4 separate regions of the Mus musculus genome follow, and regions 2, 3 and 4 are each linked to region 1. A link is a loop called in an ENCODE intact Hi-C map of the cell type or tissue named here. Cell type or tissue: left cerebral cortex. All regions are shown on one strand. Region 1 has its middle 1.6 kb from the start of Gm41131. Region 2 holds the start of Shld2 (shieldin complex subunit 2). Region 3 overlaps Shld2 (shieldin complex subunit 2). Region 4 overlaps A930038B10Rik (a long non-coding RNA gene).

Region 1 (2,500 bases):
TTCTTTGAATGAACACTCTTTGAACCTAGGAAGGGGGTGGGTGGAGGAATGTCGCTATCTGTTTTATGATTAGCATACCTTGGAGCAATGAGGCACAGAGGTCATATTCCCAAGCCTGGGCCTAAAGGCCTAGAATTTTGTTTTTAGGTTATACTTTCAACTTCAAGTCAATGCCCTAGGGCTAAGGACACTATCTTTTTGTTCCAAGAGGAGAAAAGGATGGCCCTATCCCAGAGGGCTGTACAGAAAAGTCTAGTGGTATTGGGGGTGGAGGGTGAAGAGGAGGGGGGTGCACACTCCTCACAGTCTCTGGTTCAATGTGAGATTTTTGGGGGAGCAGACTCTAATGAGATTTAACCCTGCACAGCTATGGGTCCCTAGGGCATTGCCCCCGTACTATGTCTTGCTTCCTTTCCCAGGCGTGGATAAGTGCTGCCAGGGACCCAAGGACCAGACTGCTAGCCAGGATCTGACAAAACTTTGCCCATCTTCAGCCATCAGCAGTGAGGAGACTGGGCACTTCTCTCCAGTCTGGGAACGGCTGAGCTTGGCCCGGAGCTCTGTTCAGCTGCTGTCTCCTTGATGTGCCTTTAATTAAAGCTACTATTATCCTTTTGGGTTCACTTCAGTGATTCCACCAAGCAGGGCCCAGCTCTTTGGCGCCGTTAGGGGCGGGTTTCCCATCCTCTCCGCCGCCTACTGCTCATTAGCTCCCCAATTCAAAGCTTCCCTTCTCCCGGAAGCAGACTGCACCTACAATGGGAATAACCTGCTCCCCGATCCTCTGGGGACTCATCTCTGAAGCTGAAGGAGTGCTTCTGGAGGCTGGGGAGAGGGGAACCTGCGCCTGGGGGTGGAAGGGCCCTCAGGCGACAGGAGGCAGTGCAGGCTACAGAACCGCGGGAGCTGCGGACCCGGCCACACCCTGCGGTGACTCACCCGGAGCGCAGTCCCTCAAGGAAGAAGCCTGTGCGCGGGGAACCCTGTGCCAGTGGCCTTGGAGTGCAGCGTCTGTGAGGCAGTGTGCTTGTGCGACCTCCCTTAAGCTCCCCTTTCTTCTCAAGCCAACTATAAATTTCTGGTCCAGAACGAAGCTGGACATTTTCGTCCGACAAGTCCCAGATTGAGTAGGGATCCTGCAAAACCAGGTCCCACCCAGCACTCAGCACGTGTCCACGCACGGGACCTAAACCCGGGGCGCGCCCTGCTGCTGGGTGACTCACAGATGCCACAGGGTGAGGCTACGCCTAGGAAACCTTTCATCAGAGACACATCCGGGGAGACCTCCATCCGCCTCCCTTCCCATCTCCAGGCCTTTTTGAAATTATTGTTGCCGCCCGAGTAACACCATTCCCCAATTGGCACATAAAGGGTTTACCACTTCAGTTAAAAAAAAAAGAAAGAAAGAAAAGGGGGGGGACGGGACGACACGGGACACCATACCCTTCCCAGGTCCTCCAAGATTAAAAACAGCCTCCTTTGCAAACTGGCTCCAGGCTGGCCCTGAAGGTCTTCCTCAGCCTGCCAGTTGAGGGCAGTATCTCCACGAGCTCAAAAAGGCCTTTGCTCTGGGTTTTCTTCACCCTCCAGGCTGGCACCCAGACTTGGATCCATGGGGCTGACTGCCCCTCCCCCGCAAAGAATACCTCCTCAAGTGTGCAGGAGCCGATACCATTACCTCCAGCTCAAGGAGAAAGCTCTAAAGTGACGTTTCGGGCTGTCGGGGATTTCTGGTATCTCCAAAAGACCTCACCAGCAGGAACTAGTGCTGGGTCGGAAACAGGGGCCAAGAGCTGAACCTAAGATGTCGCACTGTCTTTCTGCTGTTTCTCCTTCTCCAGTGTGACTCAGGGATTCATCCCTGGCGGCCCACGTGGTTGCGTCTTACCTGTTCTGCTTTAGGCATGGATGTGGGGCCCAGTTCTTGCTAGGAGAGGACAGGTCAAGTCTGTGGGCTCAGAGGGCTTCTAGGAAAAGTTTTTGGTGACACGTTTCTGAATTAGGCTTTCTGTTCCAGTTGAAAGCTAAGTCTTCCCATGCTAGCTGCGCTCCAAAGCCGAGCACTAGCTAGCCACCTGCCCGCTGTCTCAGGCCTTCCCTTTCTGTCTCAGCTGACTAGCTTCCACTTCAGTCCCCTCTCGATGACCACCTGGTCAAGCTCTTCTTCAGGTGCCGTGGCCCAACACACTCAGCTTTGAGGCAGGATCTCAGTGCATAGATAGCCCAGACTGGCATTTAACTCTTTACCTTCCTAGGTTCCCACCTCCCCGGTACTGGGGTTACAGGCAAGTCCCTGACAGCTTCCCAACCTTGATTCCCTTTAGACTGCAAGCAGGCAAGAGCAGAATTTCCTACTTGCCAATCTCTCTTCCTTCCCTTGCCCCCTCTTAGCCCTCTCCTTTCTACTTTGCATGCCACTGCCCAAACCCAGCCACGCCTTTATTCTTGACTTAGATCTACAGCTGAAGATAGTAAAAGCTTCGGGTCCCTCCTTAGGCTG
Region 2 (2,500 bases), 53 kb after region 1:
ATATTTTACATTTTCCAAGGGGAGAAAAGAGGCACAACACAAAAAGCCATCAGTGTAAAATTATAATAATTTAGAAGATTAGTAAGCTGCGCTGGTTAATCAAACTTTCAAGATTCCAACTCCAAAAAGAAGATAATTTTTCTCTGTTCTTGTATCGTCGGCTGCTGGCGTTAAGGGTTCACGGTCTATGACATGACAGGCACCGAGGCTAAAGAAAAGCTGTACAGTGTCCTCAGTGAAGTCAGCATCAACACAAGCAGAGGCTTGGGGTGAAGACTTGCCCAGTAAAAAGGCTGGCATATTACGTGGTAGTTTTAGGGCGGAAAAAAAAAATCAGTATCCTCTAAGGCTGCCACACCCGAGGCGGGGGAGCCCGAAGCGGGGCACGGCCTGCAGAACTGGGCTGGGCCGAGTAGCGGCCCGGGCTACGGGAGTCTGGAGGGGAGGGAGGACAGAAAGGGGCCGGAGGGCGCTCACCTCCCTTGCAGGGCGTGCGGTGCTGGCTGTGCTGGGCCCGGTAGCCTTCGATGACCTCCCAGGAGCCGTCGTCGCGCCGGATGGGGAAGGAGAGGCTCAACACATGGTTGCAGGGCTTGATGATCCTCAGGATGCCGCGCACCCGGTTCCGCTTCTGCTCCTCGCTCTCCCGGGTCTTCAGGTCTTCCACCAGCTTGTCCTCTACGATGCTGGCGCCGCGGTCGAAGAAGCCCTCCACCATCTTGAAGAAGTTGGGGTCGTCTTCGCGGTCGGCGGCCGCTTCGCTGTAGTGGCGCCGGGCGACCGGCGTGAGCCCGGGTTGCGGGGCGGCGGAGGGCTGTCCGCGGGCCCAGCCCAGCAGCGCGGCTGAGTCTGCAGCCGCAGAGCCCAGGGCAGCGGGCCCGGCGCGGGACAGCAGCAGCGCTTCGCCCAGACGGCGGTACATGGCGGCGGCGGCGGGCTGAGGCGAGTGCGGCGGGAGCTGTAAAGACCGGAGCTCGCAGGCCTGGACCGCGGGGAGGAAGGGCTGGGCGCGAGCTGCCCTTTTAAGCCGCGGCTTCCTGCTTGTCTGGCTGTCCCCTCCCCTGCGCCGCTTGTCGCCCCACCGGGAGGACGGACTTCGGCGGCCGCGCGCCGCCCAGGGCGCTGGGCCTCGCCTCCGCCGCGGCCTTGCCCGGCCTCCAGGCGGCGGCGCGTGCGGCTGCGGCGGCGGGGGGCGCGCCTTTGCAGATGGGCTTGGTGCGCATGCTCGCGGGCGGGGGCGGGGCTAGCGTGGACGCGCGCGGGCTGCGGCCCGGAGGCCTGGGCTCCTGAGAGCGGTCGGACGCGGCCGCGGCCCGGAAGGTCGGTCCCGTGTGCACGCGCGGCGGCCTGGGAGGTGGAAGCGGACTGCAGGGAGGCCTCGCTGGCTGGCCAGCAGCCCCGGCCGCATGAGTCACCAGGCCCCTCCTTTCCGCCTTGGGCCGGAACGGTGTGCGGATCCGCTGCGCGGCCGGCCGGAGAGTGACGCCGCGCCGAAGCCGAAGAGGCGCGGGGCAAATCCCGACTCATCCCGAATCCGACTGTTGAGGAACCGGGAAAGCAAGAAGCCTCAGGACAGGAGGGAGGCCCTGACCCCACAGGCCTTTACTTTGCACAAGGTTTTAATTTGTTGTAGGCAACTTCAGCGATTTTGAGGTAAAACAGTTATGCAAAGCATTGTTGACTCTTTCGCGTGCCACTTTATTTTACCTTTTTTTTTTTTTGAAAAGTCAGGGCCCCTGTAGCCCAGGCTTGCCCAGAACTCATGGGAACTTGCCTGCTTCTGCTCCCCCAGCCCACTCCCCTGAGTGCTAGGATTACAGGCTTGAGTCAGCACACCCGCACATAGTTGTAACTCCACCATTGACTGAGTGTGTGCCCCTCTTTTGGAATCACGTCCTAAAGTAAACTAGAAATATAATGTCTCAGTATATATATTTAATTTCTGCGACTCACTTTATGGATCAGGCTGGCCTTGTCTGAGTGCCTGAGTGCTTAGATTAAAGGAATGTGACATCCTGTGTGTGTGTGTGTGTGTATATACACACACACATATATATACACACATATATATACATATATATATACATACACATATTATTTAAATGGTCTAGGATCTGATTACTAAGTTATAATTTTCACAATGGTAGCCAGGCTTGAGTGCTACACTCTGGGAACCCCAGAACCTGAGAGGTGGGGGCAGGAGGATAGAGTTTGATTCCAGCCTGGGCAACATGAGATACTCATTTTTCTCAAACAAAGCTACAAGAAAATCCAGTTGAACACACACACACACACACACTAACATCCTTTAAGTCAAGCTACCTATCACGTGCCACATTACTAGTAAAATCACCCCAGAGTGCCTTGGCGATTTTGTAAACCCTTGGACTTTGTGACACTATTCATCTCTTACATGACTTTATTCATCTACTAAGCATGAAAGAGAAATTCTTAGTTCTTAAAATGTTTTGTACACGTGAAGTGACAACCTAGACCAGTT
Region 3 (2,500 bases), 90 kb after region 1:
TAGGTCTTAAGTTGAAGAAGGGTTACAAACTTGTAAGGCACAATTGAATATATAACGGTATGTGGGAATGAAATGAATAGGCTTGGATTCAGTTCTCTATAGTTGTGTGAAGTAACAAGACAGCCCAAGAAACAGCAGAATGGAAAAATAAAATCAGATCAGTGGAGGAGCTCATTGGGAAAGAGCAGTGTCCTGAAACTAAGGAACAGAGTGTCTCAGTGAGAGTACTATGAGTACCCATTTGGCAATTTGGACTTTGTTATTGTCTTAATAGAGATAGAAGTGAGTGTCAGATTTCAAGATACTGAGAAAATGCTAAGTGAGGACACAGAGCAGGGGAGTGTTTTACATTCTTTCTGTATATCTTGGAGATATGCGCGTGCATCTTACAGCCAGCATGGCCCTTAGGTAAGCCAACTAGGACTTTCTGGGTCCTGTATTGGGGAGTGGGGATGAATCTGGGCTCTACTTCCCTAAACATTATTCAGCAGTGTTCATCATATTTCTAAGAGCGTAGGAAAGATGCAGGTGCCAGGCAGGTCCTTGCTCATTGTGCTGCTTACACTTACACACCTCCTTTCTGCTGACACCTGCTTTGAATTCTGCAGCATTTCTCATCTCTCTTTGATGATCATCACTTTATCTTTCCCACTATACTGTAAACGCCTTCATTTCCCTTATTATTGTTGATTTTTCCATTGCTAGCATAATGCCTGACAAGTCATTTTGATTATTAAATAAATTAATACATATCTATTTTTTAAAACCCAAAATAATTTTATTTTGGTGATCTCACAGAATTAAAAATGTAGACTGTTTGAGGAAAGGGTTGATAAACAGTTACAAATGGCAATAAGGTGAGGACTGAAAATTGACGTTTGATGGATGTGTCTGTTGGAAGGTTCTCCATATTGAAGGCATTGTGGCAAAATTGTTGAAATAGGAGACAAATTTAAGTGGGCTGAAGGAAGGGGACAAAGAAGCAATGTAGAACTTTGTTTTTTCCTTTAACAGATTCTAGGCTAACGGGAAGAAACCATTAGAGAAGGATACCGCAAGGTCCAGGAGAGGAGAGTGGGTTACTTTTATGCCTTGATTTGCTATGTAAGTGTTCTCTTGCTCTCTTGATAGCATTTTGAAGGTTTTTGCAGTGCTATTTGGAGCCTCCTTGTGGTGAATCTAATAATGACATATAAATTTAAAAAAACTTAATTATTTTCATGAGGGTTAAATGAAGGTAGGCTTTGTGGTTGTGATAAGAATGCTTAGTTCTCTGGTTTCCAATGATTTATAATATGATACCTAAAATTGCTATAACTTTGTTTCTATAGTACTTTATTGCTATACATTTTAGCTATTTGAAAGTTGTAGTATATTTATTTTAAGCCCTAATACTTTTCTTAAACACATTTTAAAAAATTCATTTATATTTTTATTTGTATGTGTGTGAGTGTACGTGTATGTGTATGCACCAGAAGGTATGGGATTCCTAGGAGGATCCTATGGAGTTAGCACATGGTGAACCCGCTGATACCGGTGCAGGGAACCAAGCTTGGTTCCCCTAGAAGAGCACTATGCACTGTTAACCACTGAGCCGTCTCTCCAGGCCCTTAGCTGATAAATTTTAGTAGCTGCTATCACTGTACTCACCTTTCATAGTAAATATCAGCAATAGAATAATTGCTCTATATTCTGTTTGAAGACTGTGAAAAAAATGCCTGAATGACTGAGTAAAAAAGAACTGGCTTTATGAAAATAATACATATTAATCAGATATCATAAAAATTGAACATAGAAGTATTTAAAGCAATCCTATATAATCTAGGCCTTTTATGATCCCTTTGAGACAGAGTCTAGCTTTGTATTCCCAAGCTGGCCTCAAACTTATGAGCCTTGCTGCTTTTGATCTAAAATATTGGATTATAAATGTACGCTAGTATACCTAGGCAATCCTGATCCTTGATGCTTTGCTTTTCTGTATTTTAAATTTTAAATGCTTTTGAAGATTTTAACAAATATGCCTGTAATCATATCCAGCTCTTAAAAATGAAACTTCACCAATATAGTCGTTGCCTTATGAGTATCCTTACCACAGTCCCATTACTGCTTGCCAAGGTCAGCTTCAACCTTTGTTGTTTTACTTTGTGTGTTTATGTGTATGTGTATGAATGCACACATGTGCCTGAGTGTGTGTGTGTGTGTGTGTGTGTGTGTGTAAGTCAGAAGCCACTCTTCACATGCTGTTCTTAGGTAGCCATCCACCTTATTTTTTTTTTTTTTTTGGTTTTTCGAGACAGGGTTTCTCCGTGTAGCCCTGGCTGTCCTGGCACTCACTTTGTAGACCAGGATGGCCTCGAACTCAGAAATCCGCCTGCCTCTGCCTCCCAAGTGCTGGGATTAAAGGTGTGAGCCACCACGCCCGGCTTCCACCTTATTTTTTAAAAAGACATTTCTTGCATGCATGTGTGGATGGGGAGGGGGTGTCTTCGTGGCACCTGTG
Region 4 (2,500 bases), 410 kb before region 1:
TTCGGTACGTTTTATACATGTGGTTTTCGGTATATTGGAGATTTAAATTTATTTTAAAATTAAAAAAAAAAAATACAGGACGAGGGGGATGTGTGCGCGTGCGCACCACAGCGCATGTGAAGATCAGAGCATAACTTCCGTGTTGCTTCTCTCCTTCCACAGAAAACTCAGGTGGTCAGGCTTGGTGGCAAGCGCCTACACCCGGCGAGCCGTCTCGCAGACACTTACACTGGGGACATTGACTTCAAGCTAAGCATTTCCAACTCCTAGAACCAAAGCAGGCTGAAGCGAGATGACCCAGGGGCCAGTCACCCAGGAGAAGGCTGCCTCCGGCTTCTGGCTGGCCGACTGCGCATGTCCTCCCAGCACAGTGCCCGCTACAGTCGAGAAAGCCTCGGCCAAGCCCGCACCCGACAGGCTCGGGGCTACAAGGCTTGTGGGGTTTAACCTGGGTCGACCTCCAGGAAAATCAAGATCAGAGCGGAGACGTGCTGAGAGGTAGGGACAGTCTGGAGTCTTAGGAGGTGGGACTTGGGCGGATGCACTCCTCTGGGCGCTCACGGTGCGTGGTGGATACTCTGACCCGCTCCTCTTGGCTGACCACGCACGAGGGCAGTCATCCTGGGGAAACTGAGGCCGCCAAAGTCATAGGGCTCATCCGAACATCCTGCCCCAACCCGGCGCGGCATCCAAGCACCTGCTCCATCTGGGGACACCCGGAGGTCTAGGCCGCCACACATAGCCCAGGGGGAGCGGTGATAAAGATGCGGAACTCGTCGCGCGAACGCAGAGGGGAGGGAGGAGGCGTTGAGAGTCTTGCGCCATGTGAGCTGGATCCGCGTGGGTCCCGTCAACCCAGCCGCTGTTGACGACGCCCAGGACCCGGAGTCCTGTGGACACAGCATTCGGGTGACCTCGGAGCCTCAAGAGATCTGCAGCTCGCCTGCTCCAACGCCCCTTCCCCAATATCCCTTCCTTAGAACCTCGGTCCCCTCCTGCATCCTTCTGTTCTATGATACCTTCCAGAGCCTCAAGAGGGCGCTGTGGGCGCGCTGCTGGAGGCCGCGCCTCCTGCCTCCAACTTAAGGTCCGAGCTGGAACTAGCTTTTGACACGAGCTCTTGAATACGTGTGTGGGACAGGCAAGGTGACATAACCCTGAAGCCTCAATCGCAGGAGAGAAATAAAGGCTTTTTTCCTTGTTTACTCTTTCTTACCTTGAATATCGTGATCATATCTTCACAATGAAAATAATATTTTGAATGAAAAAGTATTCCAAAATAAGCAGACATAAATCATATGGTAGGAGTAGCATGAAACAAGAAACATTTTGTAAGAGCAGAAGTGTTGGGGTACACAACCCTAACACTCAGGAGGCTAAGTTCGGTACCCTGTCACAAAATCAAACCAAAAGTTGATCAAACTTCCTTTCTGTGATCATAAGGCAAAAGACACTAAGGAAGTGTACCAGAGATGGCAGTCGAAGGTACCCATCACTATCATGGGACACAGTCTCGTCAATACGACAGGGTCAATGCGCTGGTGCACTCTCAGAAGCTGGAAAGAACCCCGGTGAATAAAAACTTGCACCAGATTGGGTCTGGTCACTGCCCATCACAGGTCGGTGGGCGGGGCTCATGAAGCCTTCGGCCTCTCTGAGGAGTTCTAGGCAGTTAAGGGTTCCTGGAGGGAGGGAGACATGTAGTGAAACCACTAGTAAGGTACCCATGCCCCCGCCCACGTTCATGTAAACAAAATTAAACTGACTGAGTAAACAAAAACAGGAGGAAGTCCTGAAAGCAGAAGGGGAGCTGGTTGGGAAGAGGAGGAGAACCAGGGACGAGAGGGGACATGAGAGGGTCCTGAGGATGAATAAGACCAAAATTCACTGCGCACACGTATGAAAAAAAAATCAGAAATGTTGTAAGGCTGGGGAGGGTAGAATACTTAACACGTGCAAGGTCCTGGGCTCATCCCAACACCAGCAAGAGAAAGTGAATTGTATGTATGTATGTATGTATGTATGTATGTATGTATGTATGTATATCAGCACGCAAACTGAAAGAGGTAGGAAAAGGATCCTGGAGGGGAACAACTGAGAAGTGTAAGCACCTGTCAGAGTATACAGCCTTTCCAGCCAGAGCATCTTCACTCGTGGGCAAACATGTTGTGGGAGTTTGAATGAAAACGGCCCCCATTGAGGGCTAAAGAGATGGCTCGATGTTTAAGAGCACTGGCTGCTTTTTCAGAGGACCAGGGTTTAATTGCCAGCACCTACATGGCAGCTCACAACTATCTGTAACTCCCAATCTGATACCCTCACACAGACAGGAGTGCATGCAAAACTGCCTATGCGTATGAAATAAAAATTAATTATTTTTTAAGAAAAGATTAGGATGTATGCCTCTGCCTCCCAAGTGCTGGGACTAAAGGCGTGTGCCACCACCGCCTGGCTAGTTGTGACATTATTGATGGAAGAGTGTCAGTGGGGGTGAACTTGG

What was found. A loop is a pair of places that touch in the nucleus more often than their neighbours do. Peaks named below come from ENCODE experiments on the same cell type or tissue, not always from the same donor. Only the 100,000 strongest peaks of a DNase experiment are listed, where the experiment ranks them.
Region 2: a loop joins it to region 1, with 8 times the contacts of the local background. A loop is called at or near these places in 10 of 42 quality-filtered maps.
Region 3: a loop joins it to region 1, with 12 times the contacts of the local background. A loop is called at or near these places in 18 of 42 quality-filtered maps.
Region 4: it touches region 1 in a loop (2.5-fold over the local background); 2 of 42 quality-filtered maps call a loop at or near these places.

The regions. Positions count from the first base shown.
Region 1 is chr14:34,362,314-34,364,813 of GRCm38, reverse strand. No RefSeq gene overlaps it. Among named protein-coding and RNA genes, the nearest start is that of Gm41131, 1.6 kb to the left of the region's middle. In left cerebral cortex, CTCF peaks have their summits at 856 and 1,529 (motif pointing right); DNase peaks (open chromatin) are centred at 869 and 1,563; H3K4me3 peaks cover 1,216 bases; H3K27ac peaks cover 998 bases.
Region 2 is chr14:34,309,320-34,311,819 of GRCm38, reverse strand. Shld2 (shieldin complex subunit 2) reads left to right here and starts at 1,303. Exons shown (of 10, transcript NM_001360074.1): 1 at 1,303-1,653. Glud1 (glutamate dehydrogenase 1) reads right to left here and starts at 1,093. Exons shown (of 13, transcript NM_008133.4): 1 at 478-1,093. The coding sequence starts at 922. In left cerebral cortex, a CTCF peak has its summit at 1,119 (motif pointing right); DNase peaks (open chromatin) are centred at 349 and 1,171; H3K4me3 peaks cover 2,040 bases; H3K27ac peaks cover 1,711 bases.
Region 3 is chr14:34,272,091-34,274,590 of GRCm38, reverse strand. The region is part of intron 2 of Shld2 (shieldin complex subunit 2); the gene reads left to right. Among named protein-coding and RNA genes, the nearest start is that of Shld2, 37 kb to the left of the region's middle. In left cerebral cortex, a CTCF peak has its summit at 1,184 (motif pointing left); no DNase peak of the experiment used is centred here.
Region 4 is chr14:34,767,678-34,770,177 of GRCm38, reverse strand. A930038B10Rik (a long non-coding RNA gene) reads right to left here. Exons shown (of 5, transcript XR_001781218.2): 4 at 1,468-1,682; 5 at 77-890. Among named protein-coding and RNA genes, the nearest start is that of Gm52101, 3.9 kb to the right of the region's middle. In left cerebral cortex, a CTCF peak has its summit at 1,033 (motif pointing right); DNase peaks (open chromatin) are centred at 331, 1,028 and 1,613; H3K4me3 peaks cover 1,739 bases; H3K27ac peaks cover 230 bases.